Regions from separate parts of the Homo sapiens genome. Here region 2 is linked to region 1. A link is an interaction called in ENCODE POLR2A ChIA-PET data of the cell type or tissue named here. Cell type or tissue: PC-9. All regions are shown on one strand. Links, peaks and the distances in the headings refer to the core of each region. The heading gives the core; the rest is flanking DNA. Region 1 has its middle 9.7 kb from the start of LAMTOR4. Region 2 overlaps PILRA (paired immunoglobin like type 2 receptor alpha).

Region 1 (14,549 bases), core at 7,214-12,213:
AAATAAATAAATAAATAAAATTTATGTAGCCATGAGGTGTCACCGTGTTGCCCAGGCTGGTCTTGAACTTCCAGGCTAAAGCAATCCTTCCACCTCATACTCTAGAGTAGCTGGGACTACAGGTACACAACACTATGCCTGGCTAATTTTTTATTTTATTTTTTATAGAGATGGGGTCTCACTGTGTTGCCTGGGCTCAAGTGATTCTCTCGCCTTGGCCTCTCAAAGTACTGGGATTACAGGCATGAGCCATTGCGCCCAGCCTGGAAGGAGGTTTTGGTTCACCAAACATAATCCTCCTCTTGCTGGTAGGTCTCCAGCAGGTGCTCCACTTATACTGGCATATACGGTCTTATACTGGCTCTGACCCAAAGCCTAGTGTCTAAGCCACCACCAAACACATCTGCAGGTCCCTTCTTGTGTTTAAAACTATATGTCTGTGGCTGGGCGTGGTGGCTTACGCCTGTAATCCCAGCACTTTGGGAGGCTGAGGGGGGTGGGTCACTTGACGTCAGGAGTCCGAGACCAGCCTGGCCAGCATGGTGAAATCCTATCTCTACTAAAAATACAAAAATTAGCTCGGCGTGGTAGCATGCACCTATAATCCCAGTTACTCGGGAGGCTGAGGTAGGAGAATCGCTTGAACACGGGAAGTGGAGGTTGCAGTGAGTCGATTGTGCCACTGAACTCCAGCCTGGATGACAGAGGGAGACTCCATCTCAAAAAACAAACAAACAAAAAACAACTGTATGTCTGTGGGTTTTGCTAAATCCCACAGAGAATAACTCGCATCTCTGTCTCCTGATCCTCACTGGTGCACCTGCACACCCTCCCCTTGCCACCAGAGGGGAGTCTAGGCTTGCCTCCAACTCCCTGGTCTCCAGCTCTCCCTACCCCTGACAAACCCTTCCTTCTCTGTGCCTCAAAACCTGGAGTAAATCCCCCTTTCCCCTCCTATCTCCTCTGTTGGCAACCCTGCTTCTACCATCTCCATCCTAGACGTAGAACAAGGAGCTTGTTTACACACAGAAGAAAGAGAGGCGCTGAGTTAGGGAGTAGCTAATGAAAGTGGATCTCTGAGGTCCTGGGGATTCCTTGCACAGTGGGCTAAAAAGAGGGAGAGATGCCAGAGAAGATAGACAGATCACAAAGGGCAAAGCTGCATAAATGCACAGATCAAAGGGAGAACTGGGAAAGTGTTACCAGATGGTGCCGTGCAATTCCAGGCTCTTGGTGTCCCGAACAAAGAATTGGACGAGACACAAACAGATAGCAAAGCAAAGCAGCAAAACTGTATTAAGCACAGTATTCCACTCTCGGAGGGCAGAGCAGAGTGACCTCTGCCAGATGAGATCAGCATTAGTTTGGTGTACTTTTTTTTTTTTTTTTTTAGACGGAGTCTCTGTCGCCCAGGCTGGAGTGCTTTGGTGCAATCTCGGCTCAGTGCAGCCTCCACCTCCCAGGTTCAAGCAATTCTCCTGCCTCAGCCTCCTGAGTAGCTGGGATTATAGGCACACGCCACCACGCCCGCCTAATTTTTGTATTTTTAGTAAAGATGGGGTTTCATCATGTTGGCCAGGCTGGTCTTGAACTCCTGACCTCAAATTATCCACCCGCCTTGGCCTCCCAAAGTGCTGGGATTACAGGCGTGAGCCACCGTGCCTGGCCATGAAGCTTGAAGTTGTTTATTAGACATCGGACCTGTGCTCAAGACCCCAGGTAGAAAATTTTTAAAATCCAGGCCAGGCGCGGTGGCTCATGCCTGTAATCCCAGCCCTTTGGGAGGCCGAGATAGGCAGATCACGAGGTCAGGAGATGGAGACCATCCTGGCTAACATGGTGAAACCCTGTCTCTACTAAAAATACAAAAAATTAGCCGGGCATGGTGGCGGGTGCCCGTAGTCCCAGCTACTCAGGAGGCTGAGGCAGGAGAATGGCGTGAATCCGGGAGGTGGAGGTTGCAGTGAGCTGAGACTGTGCCAGTGCACTCCAGCCTGGGTGACAGAGCGAGACTCTGTCTCAAAAAAAAAAAAAAAATTTTAATCCAAGGATCAGTAAGAAACCATCAATGTAGAAGATGTATATCAATAATGGCAGTTTTTGAAGTTTCCAGTTGCATGATTAAATAATTAGAAGCTGTGTTCAGCAGTGTTTGTAATATATAATGAAATAATTCTACAACTCATCATCATGTAGAATCAGTGGGAGCCCTGAGCTTGTTTTCCTGCAACTAGAGACCAGCCTGGCCAACATGGTGAAACCCTGTCTCTACTAAAAATACAAAAATTAGCTGGGCGTGGTGGTGTGCGCCTGTAATCCCAGCTACTCGGGAGGCTGAGGCAGGAGAATTGCTGGAACCCGGGAGGCGGAGGTTGCAGTGAGCCGAGAATGTGCCACTGCACTCCAGCCTGGGCAACAGAATGAGACTCTGTCTAAAAAAAAAAAAAAAAAGAAAAAGCAACTGCTGTCTACTCTCCAATTTCTCTCCCTGCAGCCCCACCTTTAATTGGGAGTTTTTGTCCTTCTCAGCATTTAGTTTTTGGGGCTAAGGGAAAACCCAGGAATTCAGACCATCATCTCTTAGAAATTCCAGACATCCGGCCAGGCACGGTGGCTCACGCCTGTAATCCCAGCACTTTGGGAGGCTGAGGCGGGCGGATCATGAGGTCAGGAGATCGAGACCATCCTGGCTAACACAGTGAAACCCCGTCTCTACTAAAAATACAAAAAATTAGCCGGGCGTGGTGGCCGGCGCCTGTAGTCCCAGCTACTTGGGAGGCTGAGGCAGGAGAATGGCGTGAACCCGGGAGGCGGAGCTTGCAGTGAGCCAAGATCATGCCACTGTACTCCAGCCTGGGCGACAGAGTGAGACTCTGTCTCAAAAAAATAAATAAGTAAATAAATAAATTCCAGACATCCTACCACTCAGTTGATCCTTTTCTTTTTTTTTCTTTCTTCCTTTTACCTTTTTTTTTTTTTTTTTTTTTTGAGACAGGATCTCACTCTGTCACCCAGGCTGGTGCAGTGGGGGTGATCATAGCTTGCTGCAGCCTCGACCTCCCAGACTCAAGTGATCCTCCCACCTCAGACTCCCAAGTAGCTGGGACCACAGGCACTTGCCACCATGCCCAGCTAATTTTTTGATTTTTTGTAGAGACAGAGTCTCTCCCAGGGTACTGGGATTACAGACTTGAGCTGCCATGCCCAGCATGAATGCTTTTTTTCTAAGTCTGAATTTTCATTGTCGTCTTCTTTTTTTTTTTTTCTGAGACAGAGTCTCTCTCTGTAGCCCAGGCTAGAGTGCAGTGGCACCATCTCGGCTCACTGCAACCTCTGCCTCAAACAATTTTCCTGCCTCAGCCGCCAGACTGGGACTACAGGTGCATGCCACCATGCCTGGCTAATTTTTGTATTTTTTATTTTTTTAAATTTTATTTTATAAATTATATATATATATATATATATATATATTTTTTTTTTTTTTTTTTTTTTTTTTGAGACGGAGTCTAGCTCTGTTGCCCAGGCGGGAGTGCAGTGGCGTGGCGTGATCTCAGCTCACTGCAACCTCCGTTGTCCAGGTTTAAGCAATTCTCCTGCCTTAGCCTCCCGAGTAGCTGGGATTACAGGTGCCCACCACCACGCCCAGCTAATTTTTGTATTGTTAGTACAGATGGGGTTTCACCATGTTGACCAGGCTGGTCTCGAACTCATGACCTCAGGCGATCTGCCCGCCTTGGCCTCCCAAAGTGCTGGGATTACAGGCATGAGCCACTGTGCCCAGCCCCAGATCATGATTTTAATCCATACTGATTGCTTGACAAATAGAAGAAATACACTGCTCCCTAAACCTGAGTCTGTCCATGTGTCTGTTTCCCCTGCCTACATTTTCTTTCTGAAATTTAAATCCCCTTCCCCCATTGCAGGATACTCCTCAACCCTTGCTCCCCTCCCTCTGTAAGTCCCCAAAGCCTTGTGTCCTCTTTTCATAAAAAACTCACAGGGTAGCGTCCTGGTGATGTTTCACCTACTGCCAAAGTACAGCATCTGAAAATGTGTGGAAGATGTGGCTGGTCAAGCACCCAGAAGGAAGTTCAGTGGGGAGAAAGGCAGCTGCCTGAGGAAGGAGAGAACCACACTTCTTAGTAGAGTAAATGTAGAGTCTGGGAATGCAAGCGCAAAGAAGGAATAAGGCTGCCGGCAAGAGGAACCTAATGACTGTGGAACTTAATGGTCCAGACCCCCAGGAAAAGAATAATCACCTCCTCCTCCCACTCACCCACCAGAAAGCATTTTTGTTTGTTTGTTTGTTTGAGACGGAGTCTCATTGTGTCACCCAGACTGGAGTGTAGTGGCGCCATGCAACCTCCGCCGCCCGGGTTCAAGCGATTCTCCTGCCTCAGCCTCCTGAAGAGCTGGGATTATAGGCACACGCCACCACACCCAGCTAATTTTTGTGTTTTTGGTAGAGATGGGGTTTCATCATGTTGGCCAGGCTGGTCACAAACTCCTGACCTCAAGTGATCCGCCCGCCTTGGCCTCCCAAAGGTCGGATTTACAGGTGTGACCCACCACGCCCAGCCCAGAAAGCCTTTTCTACTGGATATCTGTAGAAGAAAGCAATGCCCTGGGGAGAGGGTTGCGTTTCTCTGCTTTCTAGAAAGAAACTGGACTTGAAGGCAGTACCTAAGTATATAAAGAAATTATGCAGGGATGGATGGTATATTGAGCTCTATGGCTTGAGCTCAGGAGTTTGAGACCAGCCTGGCAGCAAAGTGAGACCCTATTACTACAAAAAATACAAAAATTAGCTGGGCATGGGGGCGCACATCTGTAGTCTCAGTTACTCAGGAGGCTGAAGTGGGAGGATCACTTGAGCCCAGGAGTTGGAGGCTGCAGTAAGCTATGATTGCACCACTGCACTCCAGCCTAGGCAACAGAGCAAGACCCCATCTCAAAAAAATAAACAATTAAAAAATTAAAAAGTTGCTTCATGTGACCAATATGTTTTTTATTTTATTTATTTTTTTTCTGGGACGGAATCTCCCTCTGTCGCCCAGGCTGGAGTGCAGTGGCGCGATCTTGGCTCACTGCAGCCTCCACCTCCTGGGTTCAAGTGATTCTCCTGCCTCAGCCTCACAAATAGCTGGGACTAAGGCGCATGCCACCATGCCTGGCTAATTTTTTTTATTTTTAGTAGAGATAGGGTTTCACCATATTGGTCAGGCTGGTCTGGAACTCCCGCCCTCAGGTAATCCGCCTGCCTCGGCCTCCCAAAGTGCGGAGATTACAGGTGAGCCACTGCACCCGGCCACAGCAATATGTTTAGACTTACGTTTTCTAGCAGCAAGGCCAACACTAAAGGTTATAAGATGTTTTCTTGCTTTTTAAAATTTGTTCTTTCTTTTTTTTTTTTTAATTATTTTTTTTGAAATGGAGTCTCACTCTGTCGCCCAGGCTGGAGTGCAGTGGCGCAATCTCGGCTCATTGCAAGCTCCATCTCCCGGGTTCGCGCCATTCTCGCCTTGGCCTCTGGAGTAGCTGGGACTACAGGCGCCTGCCACCACACCCGGCTAATTTTTTGTATTTTTTAGTAGGAACGGGGTTTCACCGTGTTAGCCAGGATGGTCTCGATCTCCTGATCTTGTGATCCGCCCGCCTTGGCCTCCCAAAGTGCTGGGATTACAGGCGTGAGCCACCACGCCCGGCCCACTTTTTTTTTTTTTAAACACATATATTTACATATTTTTTTCTAGTGCCAAAAGTAAAATGTTTTATTTCCCTGTAAGGTAAGATACAAATTTGTCTGGAGAAAAAGTCCTGTTAACTAAAATATTAATACAAGGTACAAAGACGAAAGTAGAGTTGTTTGGAGAAAACTTGAGATAATAGAGTCCCTGAGGGTAAAGTAGGGTCATTGTTGCAAAAACTGAGGGAGGAAGGTTGTGCTCAAGGGTTTATAAGGTAGTGGTTCAGCATGCTGGTTTCTTTCCAGGTCAGTAGGTTCCATCATAAGCTGTGGTCACATTCAGCTACCTGTTCCATTGAGTGATCAAACAAGGTTGGGAGCTGAATACACACACACACAAAAATCTTCACCTGAAGCCATATCTAGGTGGTGACAGGCACCTGCTTTCCCCTAGGGTATATATTGCAAGTCACTGGCTCTTAGCCCTGCTGCTAGTCCAGGAAGTAACTTCGTGTGTCTAGAAACCTACACCTTCCTGAAGCGCGTTAGTCCCATCTGCCAGGAAATCAGCCTTCCAAAATGTACAAACCTTTTTTACAAAATAAAGCCTGAGCTTCAGCTGAGATGCTTTGGGAGAAATGAATTGTTCAGTTTTATCTGAAGCCATTTTTAGAAATTATAATGCACAAATCTGAGCCCGGTGTATGAAGTCCTTGGGGACCTTCTTGCTTTATTCTGCTGCCTCACCTCTTGCCTCATCCCATCCCCAACTCAAACATTTTTCTGTGTGATTTATGTTATACCTGGGCATCTCTGTTCCCCAGCCGTGAGTGCCCTTCTGACACTCTGTACCTGGCTGACACAAAGTCCTCTTTGAGAACGCAGCTTAGATATCTCCCCTTTGGGTGGGGCACGATGGTTCATGCCTGTAATCCCCAGCACTCTGGGAGGCTGAGGCGGGCAGATCAGTTGAGGCCCGGAGTTGAAAACCAGCCTAGTCAACATGGTGAAACCCCACATCTACTAAAAATACAAAAATTAGCTGGTACGGTGGTGCGCACCTACTCCCAGCTACTCGGGAGGCTGAGGCTGGAGCATCGCTTGAACCCAGGAGGTGGAGGTTGCAGTGAGCCGAGATTGAGCCACTACACTTCACTTCAGCCTAGGCAAAAGGGTGAGACCCCATCTCCAACAACAACAAAAAAGATATCTCCTTTTTTTTTTTTTTTTTTTTGAGATGGAGTCTAGCTCTGTTGCCCAGGCTGGTGTGCAATGGCACAATCTCGGCTCACTGCAACCTCCGCCTCCCAGGTTCAAGCAATCCTCCTGCCTCAGCCCCCCCAGTAGCTGAGATTACAGGCACGTGCCACCACGCCCAGCTAATTTTTGTATTTTTAGTAGAGACGAGGTTTCGCCATGTTGACCAGGCTGGTCTCGAACTCCTGACCTCAGGTGATCCACCTGCCTCGGCCTCCCAAAGTGCTGGGATTACAGGCGTGAGCTACTGTGCCTGGCCAAGATATCTCCTTTTTGTGGAATTCTTCCCACAACCCCAAAGGCTGAGTCACATACCTTTCCTGTGTATTCTCACTTCTTTTTTTTTTTTTTTAAGATGGAGTCTCGCTCTGTCGCCCAGGCTGGAGTGCAGTGGTGCGATCTTGGCTCACTGCAAGCTCCACCTCCTGGGTTCAAGCGATCCTCCTGATTCAGCCTCCTGAGTAGCTGGGATTACAGGCACCCGCCACCACGCCCAGCTAATTTTTTTTTTTTTTTTGTATTTTTAGCAGAGACGGGGTTTCACCATGTTAGCCAGGATGGTCTCGATCTTCTGACCTCGTGACTCACCTGCCTTGGCCTCCCAAACTGCTGGGATTACAGGTGTGAGCCACCGCGCATGGACTTTTTTTTTTTTTTTCTCAATTTGAGAGCAGTTACTGTTTATTAACTGAAAACATTAGAACAATAATCATGGTAGACACCTTAGTTCATCTAATAAGTCTGTTGATCTGGTCCTCTCTGTTGCCAGTATCTCCACCTTCTACAAAATGGGTGGTCTTTTTCTTCATTCTACCTCGTGGAGAGGATAATTGAAAGGAGCATGGGAAGTTATTTGCTTCTTTGAAGCATTTTCCAACAGTATAGATCTTATGAATCAGATCCTCCATGTAGGTGATGCCATGTTTACCAAGAGATCAAGCAATCAAGTGTTATCTGTCAAAGCAATTCACTTCTTATTGATTTTGCCATAACCACACTTGTAGATTAGTTCAATTACTGACTTCAGATTTGGGTATCCCCATGCAATATATGGTTCCACAATCCTCAGCATGTTTTTTGTTTGTTTGTTTGAGATGGAGTCTTGCTCTGTCACCTAGGGTGGAGCGCAGTGGCGCGATCTTGGCTCACTGCAACCTCTGCCTCCCGAGCTCAAGCGATTCTCCTGCCTCAGCCTCCCAAGTAGCTGAGGCTACAGGCACACACCACCATGTGCGGCTAATTTTTTTGTTTTTTAATTATTTTTAGTAGAGACGAGGTTTCACCATGTTGACCAGGCTGGTCTCCAACTCCTGACCTCAAGTGATCGTACTGCCTCAGCTTCCCAAAATGCTGAGATTACCAGCGTGAAGCACCGTGGCTGGCATCAGCATATTAATTGAAGCCTTGTAGAGCTTCACAAAGGTTCCATTGAAGATTTGAGGAAGATGAAGAAGCTGCAACACCTTTCGGACCTTTGGGCTCACACCATTGATACTGCTGATCCTGATGACCAATGCCAATTTGTGTTCTGCAGGTACACAGAAGTTGCTAGCTTTTCTTGTCATCTTAGCCATTTGAATTTCAGTTCTGTCCATTCGCCTATAGTCCTTGTGATAGTGCTTCGCTTTTTCCTACCTAAGCTTCCTCCTGGCCTCTTGAAGCATCTTTAGGCAAACTTATTTCTCAGGTGCTTGATCTTCAGCTCTGCAAAATTCCTTCGCTTTTTCTTAAGGGTTTCTGGCACAGCAGGAACCTTCTTCTTTTCAACACCCTCCATGGTTCCAGTTGGAAAAGAGCCTCATAGGTCACTTTTTTTTTTTTTTTTTTGAGATAGAGCCTTGTTATGGAGTGCAATGGTGTGATCTCAGCTTGCTGCAACCTCCGCCTCCCGGGTTTAAACAATTCTCCTGCCTCAGCCTCCCGAGTAGCTGGGATTATAGGCACGTACCACCACACCCAACTAATTTTTGTATTTTTAGTAGAGACGGGGTTTCTCTATGTTGGCCAGGCTGGTCTCAAACTTCTGACCTCAGGTGATCTGGCCCGCCTTGGCCTCCCAGAGTGCTGGGATTATAGGCATAAGCCACTTCGCCCAGCCCTCACAGGCTCATTTTTTTTGTTGTTTGTTTGTTTTTGAGAGGGAGTTTCGCTCTTGTTGCCCAGGGTGGAATACGATGGCGCAATCTCGGCTCACCGCAACCTCCACCTCCTGGGTTCAAGTGATTCTCCTTCCTGCCTCAGCCTCCCGAGTAGCCGGGATTACAGGCATGCGCCACCACGCCCGGCTAATTTTGTATTTTTAGTAGAGATGGATTTCTCCATGTTGATCAGGCTGGTCTCAAACTCCTGACCTCAGGTGATACACCCACCTTGGTCTCCCAAAGTGGTGAGATTACAGATGTGAGCCACCGTGTCTGCCCCATAGCTCACTTCTAATCATGACAGTCACCATATGAAACTGAAGCTGCCAGTTACTGGGGCAGCACAATCACACACTCTGATTAGTCATTGCTTTTCCTCTCAAGAAACTGAAGCTAATTCTGGCTGATTACAGATAAAGGGAATTAATAAAAGGATCCTGGGCAGCCCACATAAGTATTAGGAGAATGGAGATGAAAACTTGAATGCTGATCTTCCAAGAACTATGTCCTAAAATCATGCTCAGACCCCCAGTGCTGCAGCCCTACTCATTGGGGTAGGAGAGACTCCTGCTGTCATTCACACTGCACCAAGGATGCATGCCTTTCTGTGCCAGGAGTCTAGCCTCGCAAACTACCACCACTATTGAGGGCCAGGTGCCTCTAATACCACCCTCACCAGCAAAATGGATCCCATGTGGACCTCATTTTCAAGTTGCTCACGTGTGCATTGAAGGAAGTGATATTATGAAAGCCAAGATGAGATAAGATTTCCCAATAAAGGAAGGTGTGGTTGGTCTATGCTGTTTACTAAGCGTGAAAAAAAAGAACAATCTGCAAATGAACTGTGGCTTTTGGCCTGACTACCCCCAATAAAGACAACTGAAAAAAGATTTAAAATAAAAATATTTATGGCTGGGCACAGTGGCTCACACCTGTAATCCCAGCACTTTGGGAGGCCAAGGCGGGTGGATCACCTGAGGTCAGGAGTTCGAGACCAGCCTGGCCAACATGGCAAAACTCCATGTGTACTAAAAATACAAAAATTCACCAGGCATGCTGGTGCACACCTGCAATCTCAGCTACTTGGGAGGCTGAGGTAGGAGAATCGTTTCAACCCAGGAGGTGGAGGTTGCAGTGAGCCGAGATTGTGCCACTGCACTCCAGCCTGGGTGACACAGAGAAACTCTGTCTCAAAAAATAAAATAAAATAAAAATATTTAAAATGCATCAAAGACCTTGTATGACACTGAAGAATTATCAGGAGAGAACAGGGAAAAGGACTGGAGCTCAAATAGATGGCTTAGGGGTGATTCTAAACCAGGGATATTTGTGAGTAAAGACAGCAGAGACATAAAGCTTGGCTTTTGCCATTCTCAAGAGTAGAGTGGGCCGGGTACAGTGGCTCATGCCTGTAATCCCAGCAGGTGGTAGGCCAAGGTGGGAAGATCACATGAGCCCAGGAGTTTTACACCAGCCTGGGCAAAATAGTAAGACCCCATCTCTTTAAAAAAAAAAAAAAAAAAAAACAGCCAGGTGTGGTGGCATGCACCTGTAGTCCCAGCTACTTGGGGGGCTGAGGCAGGAGGATCGCTTGAACCTGGGAGGTCAAGGCTGCATTGAGCTGAGATTGCGACACTGCACTCCAGCCTGGGTAACAAGGTGAGACCCCGTGTCCAAAAAACAAGAGAGATAGAGTGAACATGGGTGAAAGTCCTTCAGCAACTGGGAAGGTAAACTTTAGAGAAGCATCTTCTGCTGTTTGTTGAGACTCTAATCCATGGGCATTCACTGAAAGGCAGAGATGTATTTTTGGTGGCTTTCATGCATTAGCACAATGGGAGTTGGAGCTTAACGTTCACCAAATGGAAGATGCTATGTAACAGTCCCTGTACTGGGTTGAAAACTGAAGAATTTTACTCTGTTTGTTGGGGTAGACTGTACTCCCAGGAATTTTTCTGTGTGGCCACAGAACTTCAAACCATGTGTCTGAACTGTTAAATACCTTAGATATCTAATAGTGGAAACTGTTCAGAGTAAGATAATAGTGCCTTAGGTCTTAACGGTATACATAAAAGTATTTTTTCAAATAAAATGTCCAGAAAACAATCAAATATCACAAAGCAGGTAATAAAGCAGGGCAGCCAGAACAATAGAAACAACAGACTACAGAAACATGGACACACACAGACACACAAGGACTCCAGATGTTGGAATTATCAGACACAGATTGTAACACTTACTATGTTGAAGGAAATGAAAGTCCAATTTTAAGATCTCAGTGGCCGGGCAGTGCAGCTCACACCTGAAATTCCAGCACTGTGCAAGGCTGAGGCACAGATCACTTGAGACCAGGAGTTCAAGAGCAGCCTGGGCAACATAGCGAGACCTCATCTCTGTAACAAACAATAACAAACAAAAATTTAAAAATAAGTTTGTGGATTTAGGCATGTTTGTTATGTTTCAATTCACTGCAGTTATTGTCCTGATTGATTTCAAAATATTCTTTTTTTTTTTTTGTCCAGTGGAAGCCTCTTCAAGTTGGCCTTTGAGTTCTTTTGACACAACCCTAGTCACCAATAAAGTTATCTTTTTATTTATTTATTTATTTGTCTATTCTTTGAGAAGGAGTCACATTCTGTTGTCCAGGCTGGAGTGCAGTGGTGTGATCTCCATTCACTGCAACCTCCACCTCCCGGATTCAAGCGATTCTCCTGCCTCAGCCACCTGAGTAGCTGGGATTACAGGCACATGCCACCACGCCTGGCTAATTTTTATATTTTTAGTAGAGACGGGGTTTCAAAGTGTTGGCCAGGCTGGTCTTTAACACCTGACCTCGTGATCCGCCTGCCTCGGCCTCCCAAAGTGCTGAGATTACAGGCGTAAACCACTGCGCCCAGCCTAAAGTTATCTTTAACTTCATTCTGTGGTTTTATTATTACTTTTTCCTTTTTTTTTTTTTTGAGACTGAGTCTCGCTCTATCATCCGGGCTGGAGTGCAGTAGTGCGATCTTGGCTCACTGCAACCTCTGTCTCCCAGGTTCAAGGCCTGAGCCTCCCGAGTAGCTGGGATTACAGGTGCCTGCCAATATGTGCAGCCAATTTTTGAATTTTTAGTAGAGACAGGATTTGGCCGCTATCGGGGGAAATTCACCCCCAATATTTCACATAGCTTCTTTTCTATATTCCCTAAGAGTCGGCCGGTCTGAGAAATAAAGGGACAGAGTACAAAAAAGAGAAATTTTAAAGCTGGGTGTCCAGGGAAGACATCACATGTCGGCAGGTTCCGTGATGACTAATAAAAACCAGCAAGTTTTTATTAGTGATTTTTTCAAAAGGGGAGGGAGTGTACGAATAGGGTGTGGGTCACAGAGATCACATGCTTCACAAGGTAATAAGATATCACAAGGTAAATGGAGGCAGGGCGAGATCACAGGACCACAAGACGGGACAAATTAAAATTGCTAATGAAGTTTCGGGCACGCATTGTCATTGATAACATCTTATCAGGAGACAGGTTTGAGCAGACAACTGGTCTGACCAAAATTTATTAGGCGGGAATTTCTTCGTCCTAATAAGCCTGGGAGCGCTACGGGAGACTGGGGCTTATTTCATCCCTACAGCTTCGACCATGAAAGACGGCCGCCCCACAAAGCGGCCATTTCAGAGGCCTACCCTCAGGGACACACTCTCTTTCTCAGGGATGCTCCTTGCTGAGAAAAAGAATTCAGCAATATTTCTCCCATTTGCTTTTGAAAGAAGAGAAATATGGCACTGTTCCACCCGGCTCACCGGCAGTCAGAGTTTAAGGTTATCTCTCTTGTTCCCTGAACATTGCTGTTATCCTGTTCTTTTTTCAAGGTGCCCAGATTTCATATTGTTCAAACACACATCCTCTACAAACAATTTGTGTTAACACAATCATCACAGGGTCCTGAGGTGACATACATCCTCCTCAGCTTACCAAAATGACGGGATTAAGAGATTAAAGACAGGCATAGGAAATCACAAGGGTATTGATTGGGGAAGTGATAAGCGTCCATGAAATCTTCACAATTTACATTCAGAGATTGCAGTAAAGACAGGCGTAAGAAATTATAAAAGTATTAATTTGGGGAACTAATAAATGTCCATGAAATCTTCACAATCCACGTTCTTCTGCCATGGCTTCAGCCAATCCCTCCGTTTGGGGTCCCTGACTTCCCACAACAGGCCACGTTGGCCAGGCTGGTCTCAAACTCCTGAGCTAAAAAATTAGCCGGGCGTGGTGGCAGACGCCTGTAGTCCCAACTACTCGGGAGGCTGAGGCAGGAGAATGATGTGAACCCGGGAGGAGGAGTTTGCAGTGAGCTGAGATCACGCCACTGCACTCTAGCCAGCCTGGGCGGGAAAAAAAAAAAAAAAAAAAGAGAGAGACAAACTCAATAGAAAAATGAGAAAAGAGTTGAACTGGGCCGGCATGGTGGCTCATGCCTGTAATCCCAGCACTTTGGGAGGCCGAGGTGGGTAGATCACTTAAGGTCAGGAGTTTGAGACCAGCCTGGCCAACATGGTCAACATGGTGAAACCCCCTTTCTACTAAAAACCCAAAAAAATTAGTCGTGCCTGGTGGTGCGTGCCTGTAATCCCAGCTACTCGGGAGGCTGAGGCAGGAGGATTGCTTGAACCTGGGAGGTGGAGGTTGCAGTGGGCCGAGATCGCACCACCGCTCTCTAGCCTGGGCAACAGAGGAAGACTATCTCAAAAAAAAAATAAATAAATAAGCCAGTTGCAGTGGCTCATGCCTGTAATCGTAGCACTTTGGGAGGCCGAGGCAGGTGGATTGCTCTGAGCTCAGGAGTTCAAGACCAGCCTGGGCAACACGGTGAAACCCCGTCTCTACTAAAAATACAAAAAAAAAAGCCGGGATGGCAACGTGCCCCTGTAGTCCCAGCTACTTGGGAGGCTGAGGCAAGGGAATTGCTTGAATCCAGGAGGCGGAGGTTGCAGTGAGCCAAGAGCGCACCATTGCACTCCAGCCTGGGCAACATAGCAAGACTCTGTCTCAAAAAAAAAAAAAAGTTGAACTGATACTTCACAAAAGATGATATCCCAAAAGCCAAACCTGTCTGAAAATGTGATCAACCTCATTAATATTTAGGTAAATGCAAATAAAAACTACAATGAGAAGCCATCGCATATCCAAAAACTTTACCCTAAAAGTGTGGCAATACTGGCTGGGCATGGTGGCTCAGGCCTGTAATCCCAACACTTTGGGAGGCTGATGCAGGCAGATCACGAGGTCAAGAGATCAAGACTATCCTGGCCAACATGGTGAAACCCATCTCTACTAAAAATACAAAAATTAGCTGGGTGTGGTGGTGCGCTCCTGTAGTCCCAGCTACTCGGGAGGCTGAGGCAGAAGAATTGCTTGAACCCGGGAACCAGGAGGTGGAGGTTGCAGTGAGCTGAGATTGCGCCACTGCACT
Region 2 (5,000 bases), core at 1-5,000, 250 kb after region 1:
CAGTTAACTCATTTACGCCAGAGGCTGCAAATTTTTTGTGTGAAAGATCAGAACTTGGCGATGACCTTGAGCAGTAGGATATAAATAACTCCCACAAACTTAGCGTTCTAATAATAGAACACTAGGCATAAATGAGTTAAGGTATATACTACTTCTTCGTTTGAGACAGAATCTTGCTCTGTCACCCAGGCTGGGGTACAGTAGCATGATCTTGGCTCACTGCAACCTCCGCCTCCCAGGTTCAAGTGATTATCCTGCCTCAGCCTCCCAAGTAGCTGGGATTACAGGCACCCGCCACCACACCCAGCTAATTTTTGTATTTTTAGTAGAGATGGGCTTTCACCATGTTGGCCAGGCTGCTCTCAAACTCCTGACCTCAGGTGATCTGCTCACCTCAGCTTCTCAAAGTGTTGGGATTACAGGCATGAGCCACTGTGCCTGGCCCCAAGGTATACTAGTTCTTAAATCAATTTTTAAAAATATCACCCAGGCCTGGCTCAGAGGTTCATGCTTGTAGTCCCAGCTAATCAGGAGGTTGAGGTGGGAGGATCACTTGAGCCCAGGAGGTGGAGGCTGCAGTGAGGTACGATTGCGCACCCCAGCTTGGGCAACAGAGCAAGACGGTGTCCAAAAAACCCAAAAGACACCCATTTCACAGATATTTTAACATTTAACAACATATAATTGAGCATATACCCACTCGTGACTGCAGCTGGCTTTTGTTGTCATTAGGTTTGCTAGTCTTGTCTATCTTCTTCTTGTTGCTCCTTTAAATAACCAGTTTCTGCATTTATTTTGCCTGTGGCTATCTGTTCCCTAATTTATTCCTACGTAACTTTTCATTACTTTCTTCCTCTGAGTTTCTTTACAGCTGGCTCCTCCTGTTTGGGGTTTTTTCTTTGGAAACTGAATATTTTATTTGTTTTAAAAATTTCTTCCCATTTTAAGTAATAAATCCATTTCATACAATGAATTTAGCTTAGAGTGTTGCTTTAGTCATACTCCAGGGTTCTTTTTTAAAATATGTATTACTCTAGTTTTTATTTTCTAAACAGTATGTTATTATACATGTTTTCCTTTAAGTAATTAAAACATTTTAAAATTCCCAATCAAGACATAGCATTTACACTTTTATTACTTTCTCTTAAGAGTGGATGAAGATTTTAGTTCATACTAACTTGAAGACATTAAGGAGCCTGATTTTTTTGTCCTGTGGCTGAGTACTATGTCAATTTTTTAAGGGTGCGTGAAACATCTATAAAGAAGGTGTAACTTGTTTGTAGGATGTGAAGGTCAATATATATTAATGTGACCTTAAAAACATATTTTCAATATACAGTAGGTTTTTTACAGATGTGTTCTCACTTATTAAGACAATCCTGGCTTGGCACAGTGGCTCACACCTATAATCCCAACACTTTAGGAAGCTGAGGCGGGCAGATCACCTGAAGTCAGGAGTTGGAGACCAGCCTGGCCAACATGGTGAAACCCCGTTTCTACTAAAAAAAGAAAAAAAAAATACAAAAATTAGCTGGGCATGGTGGCATGTGCCTGTGATCCTAGCTACTCGGGAGGCTGAGGTAGGAGAATCACTTGAACTTGGGAGGCGGAGGTTGCAGTGAGCCGAGGCTGCACCACTGCACTCCATCCAGCCTGGGTGACAGAGCGAGCCTCCGTCTCAAAAAAAAAAAAAAAAAAAAAAAAAAAAAGACAATCCTGTAAAAACACACTGTATGATTCAGCTAATATGAAGTATTTAGTCAAACTCATGGAGACAGAAAGTAGAGGGGTAGAAGGGTGGGGACACAGGAATGAGGAGTTGTTTAACACGTGAAATGTTTCCATTGAGGTGGATTGTTAAGCCAATGACAGAATTTAAACCACAGACTTACTTTGATAGTACTCTTAATGGTATAATTTCTTCTCCCATTTTATGTCTCTCTTTATGTTTTTTCTTATGTTTCCTTTTTGTTTTCAAGAGAGAGCTATCTTTTAGATCTCCAGTATCCTTTTCCTCTTCAGTAGAGATTTCTATATCTTGAAATAAATAAAAAAGCACTCCGTTAAGACGTGGGGCTGTGAAATGGGTGAAATCCCAAAGACTCTTTCAATTCATCTGTGATTAACATTTTTGGGAAGTAACTCCTATTATAAATTAAAAGTAATATTAGAGTTTTTCACAATCAGAATGTCAATAAATTTTTAACTTAAAAAAAATGTTTCCATTGAGGAAGATGCAAGGGTTCTGGAGTTGGATGGTGTGATGGTTGCACAGCACTGTGAATGTGCTTGATGCCACTGAACGGTGCATGTAGAAATGGTTAAAATGACATATTTTATGTTACCTGTATTGGCAACAATAGACTTTTTTTGATCCTGTGATTTAGTTATCCCTATTTGTGAGTGAGGAGATGAGGTTCTGAGGTCACCCTGCTGATAACTGGTATAGAATCGGATTTAAACTGAGTTGCCTGTTAAGCTGAATTTGAGGAGGAAGAAATAAAATTAAAGGAAGGAAGAAATGGAAGGAAGGAAGAAAGGAATGAAGGAAAGAAGGAAGGAGGGAGGGAGGGAGAGAGGAAGGAAAGGAAAGGAAAGGAAAGGAAAAGAAGGAAAGGAAAAATAATATAAAATGAACTGAGTCGTCTGCATTGAAAGCTGTTAACATTTCACCCTGTTCCCCGCTCCCTGTGTGGGCTTCAGAGAGGAGCTCCCTCACCACTAATGTCCCCCAACCTAGAAAGCAGCACACCACGCCTTTCACCCAGACACCCTGTGCCCCCAGGGGAGGGTCTGCTCATTCCTCATCTCTCCCCAGCTGTCACGACCACCACCCAGAGGCCCAGCAGCATGACTACCACCTGGAGGCTCAGTAGCACAACCACCACAACCGGCCTCAGGGTCACACAGGGCAAACGACGCTCAGACTCTTGGCACATAAGTCTGGAGACTGCTGTGGGGGTGGCAGTGGCTGTCACTGTGCTCGGAATCATGATTTTGGGACTGATCTGCCTCCTCAGGTGGAGGAGAAGGAAAGGTAAGTGCCCAGGACCCGCCCTCTCCCCAAGCCTCCCATCTGGGGGTTTCTCAAAGCCCACCTGCAGCTATGGGGCTCCTGAAATATGCAGACCCTGCTGGCTCCCCTCAAGCCCACCGAGGCCGACTTCGTGGCCTATGCTGAGGTGTCTGCATTTGTGAGGCTCCTGCAGTGGGGCGGGGCAGGGTCACATGTGAGAGCCCACAGCCCTTTTCACACAGCCGATCCCCCCCTAGTTCTTCTCTCTCAGTCATCACTCATCTACCTCCCCTGAAGGTTCCTGGGGAGGAGAGGGGAGGGTCTGCCCTGGGAAAAGGAGAGAGAGAGCAGAAGGGACCAGAAGTAAGCTGAGCTCAGCAGGCACTGGCCAACTGCCCACCTGCCACGGCCTGGCTTGAAACTGCAGAAGCAAAGTAGATAAAGCATAAACCATAGACTCTGCTCTCAGGGAACTAGGGGTGTGGGGTTTTCAGTTGCCTCAAGGACTAATTGCTTCATTGAGAAAGAACTATGGTAGCACTTAATAAGGGTGGGAAGAAGGAGAGGTAATCAGAGAGGACTTCCCAGAGGTGATATATGCAAAAGTCTCAAAGAAGAAAAAGAATTAGCCTGGCAAGTGGTGAGGGTGGTGTAGAGGTCACTCACTTTCCTTGTGGGTGGAGGAAACCATTCCAGGAGCTGCAGGAAGCTCAGTGCTGGTGGAGGAGGCAGGAAAGGAGAGGACCTTGGAAATCACACCCAAGAGCCTCTGATCCCAGAGGCAGCATGAAGCAGTAAAGGGTGACCTCAGCTACCGTGAGAGACCTCAGTCTATGGAGGAGTGGCCAGAGGTGGGCCAGGCTGGGTCAGTGCAGTGCAGGGGTGAGGTGGAAAGAGGAAAAGGGCCAGATCCTGGAAAAGATTAAGTAATAAAACCAAAGAGGTGAGGTGCGTTGAGGTGGCTCACGCCTGTAATCCCAGCACTCTGGGAGGCTGAGGCAAGAGGATTTCTTGAGCCCAGGAGTTTGATACCAACCTGGGCAACACAGGGAGACCCTGTCTCTACAAAATAATAATAACAATAATAATAATAATAATAATTATTATTATTATTATTATTATTAGCTGGGCATGGTAGCCTGTGCCTGTGGTACCAGCTACTGGGAGGCTGAGATGTGAGGATTGCTTGAGCCCAGGAGTTTAAGGTTACAATGAGCTGTGATTTCACCACTGCACTCCAGCCTGGGAGACGGAGCAAACTATCTCCAACTAAATATAAAAATAATTTAAAAAAAATTTTTTATAAATGACACTTGGTTGGTTGGGCAGGGTGGCTCATGCCTGTAATCTCAACACTTTGGGAGGCCAAGGCAGGAGAATCTCTTGAGCCAAGGAGTTCAAGACCAGCCTGGGCAACTTTGCAAAACCCCGTATCTACAGAAAATACAAAAATTAGCTGGGTGTGGTGGCGTGCGCCTGTGGTCCCAGCTACTCCAGAGGCTGAAGTGAGAAGACTGCTTGAGCCTGGGAGGTCGAGGCTGCAGTGAGCCATGATTGTGCCACTACACTGCAGCCTGGCTGACAGAGCAAAACCTTATCTCAATAAATAAATAAATAAGTTGATTGTTAGATTGATGTAGGGGCGAGGGAGCAGGAATAAGCCCCTGTTTCCACTTGAGTGGATGAGGCTGTAATGAAATCACCAAGTACAATGGGGAAGAGAGGAGATCATGCTTGGAGGGGAACGATGCCTCATTTAATTTGGGATCTGTTACACTGGAGATCCATGTGTGGCATCTCAGCAGAGTTGTCCATTGGAAACTCAGAGTACACATTTACAGTTCAAAAGAGAGGACAAGGCCTGAGGCATTAATGAGTTCCACCCCAACATCCTCCAAACCTGATCTGAAGTTACCATCAAGAATGTTTGCAATGGGCTAGGCATGATGGCTCCCGCTCACGCCTGTAATCCCAGCACTTTGGG

Evidence for each region. ChIA-PET counts read pairs that join two places held together with the same protein. Peaks named below come from ENCODE experiments on the same cell type or tissue, not always from the same donor. Only the 100,000 strongest peaks of a DNase experiment are listed, where the experiment ranks them.
Region 2: POLR2A ChIA-PET joins it to region 1 with 13 read pairs; 4 of 35 experiments call an interaction of 5 or more read pairs at or near these places.

The regions. Positions count from the first base shown.
Region 1 is chr7:100,131,963-100,146,511 of GRCh38, forward strand. It overlaps the pseudogene RPL7P60. Among named protein-coding and RNA genes, the nearest start is that of LAMTOR4, 9.7 kb to the right of the region's middle. RefSeq lists an enhancer at 5,870-5,929. In PC-9, for the core only: no CTCF peak of the experiment used is centred there; DNase peaks (open chromatin) are centred at 9,429 and 9,849; H3K27ac peaks cover 1,898 bases.
Region 2 is chr7:100,387,070-100,392,069 of GRCh38, forward strand. It overlaps PILRA (paired immunoglobin like type 2 receptor alpha), which reads left to right. Exons shown (of 7, transcript NM_013439.3): 3 at 2,819-3,037. Among named protein-coding and RNA genes, the nearest start is that of PILRA, 16 kb to the left of the region's middle. In PC-9, for the core only: no CTCF peak of the experiment used is centred there; no DNase peak of the experiment used is centred there; H3K27me3 peaks cover 329 bases.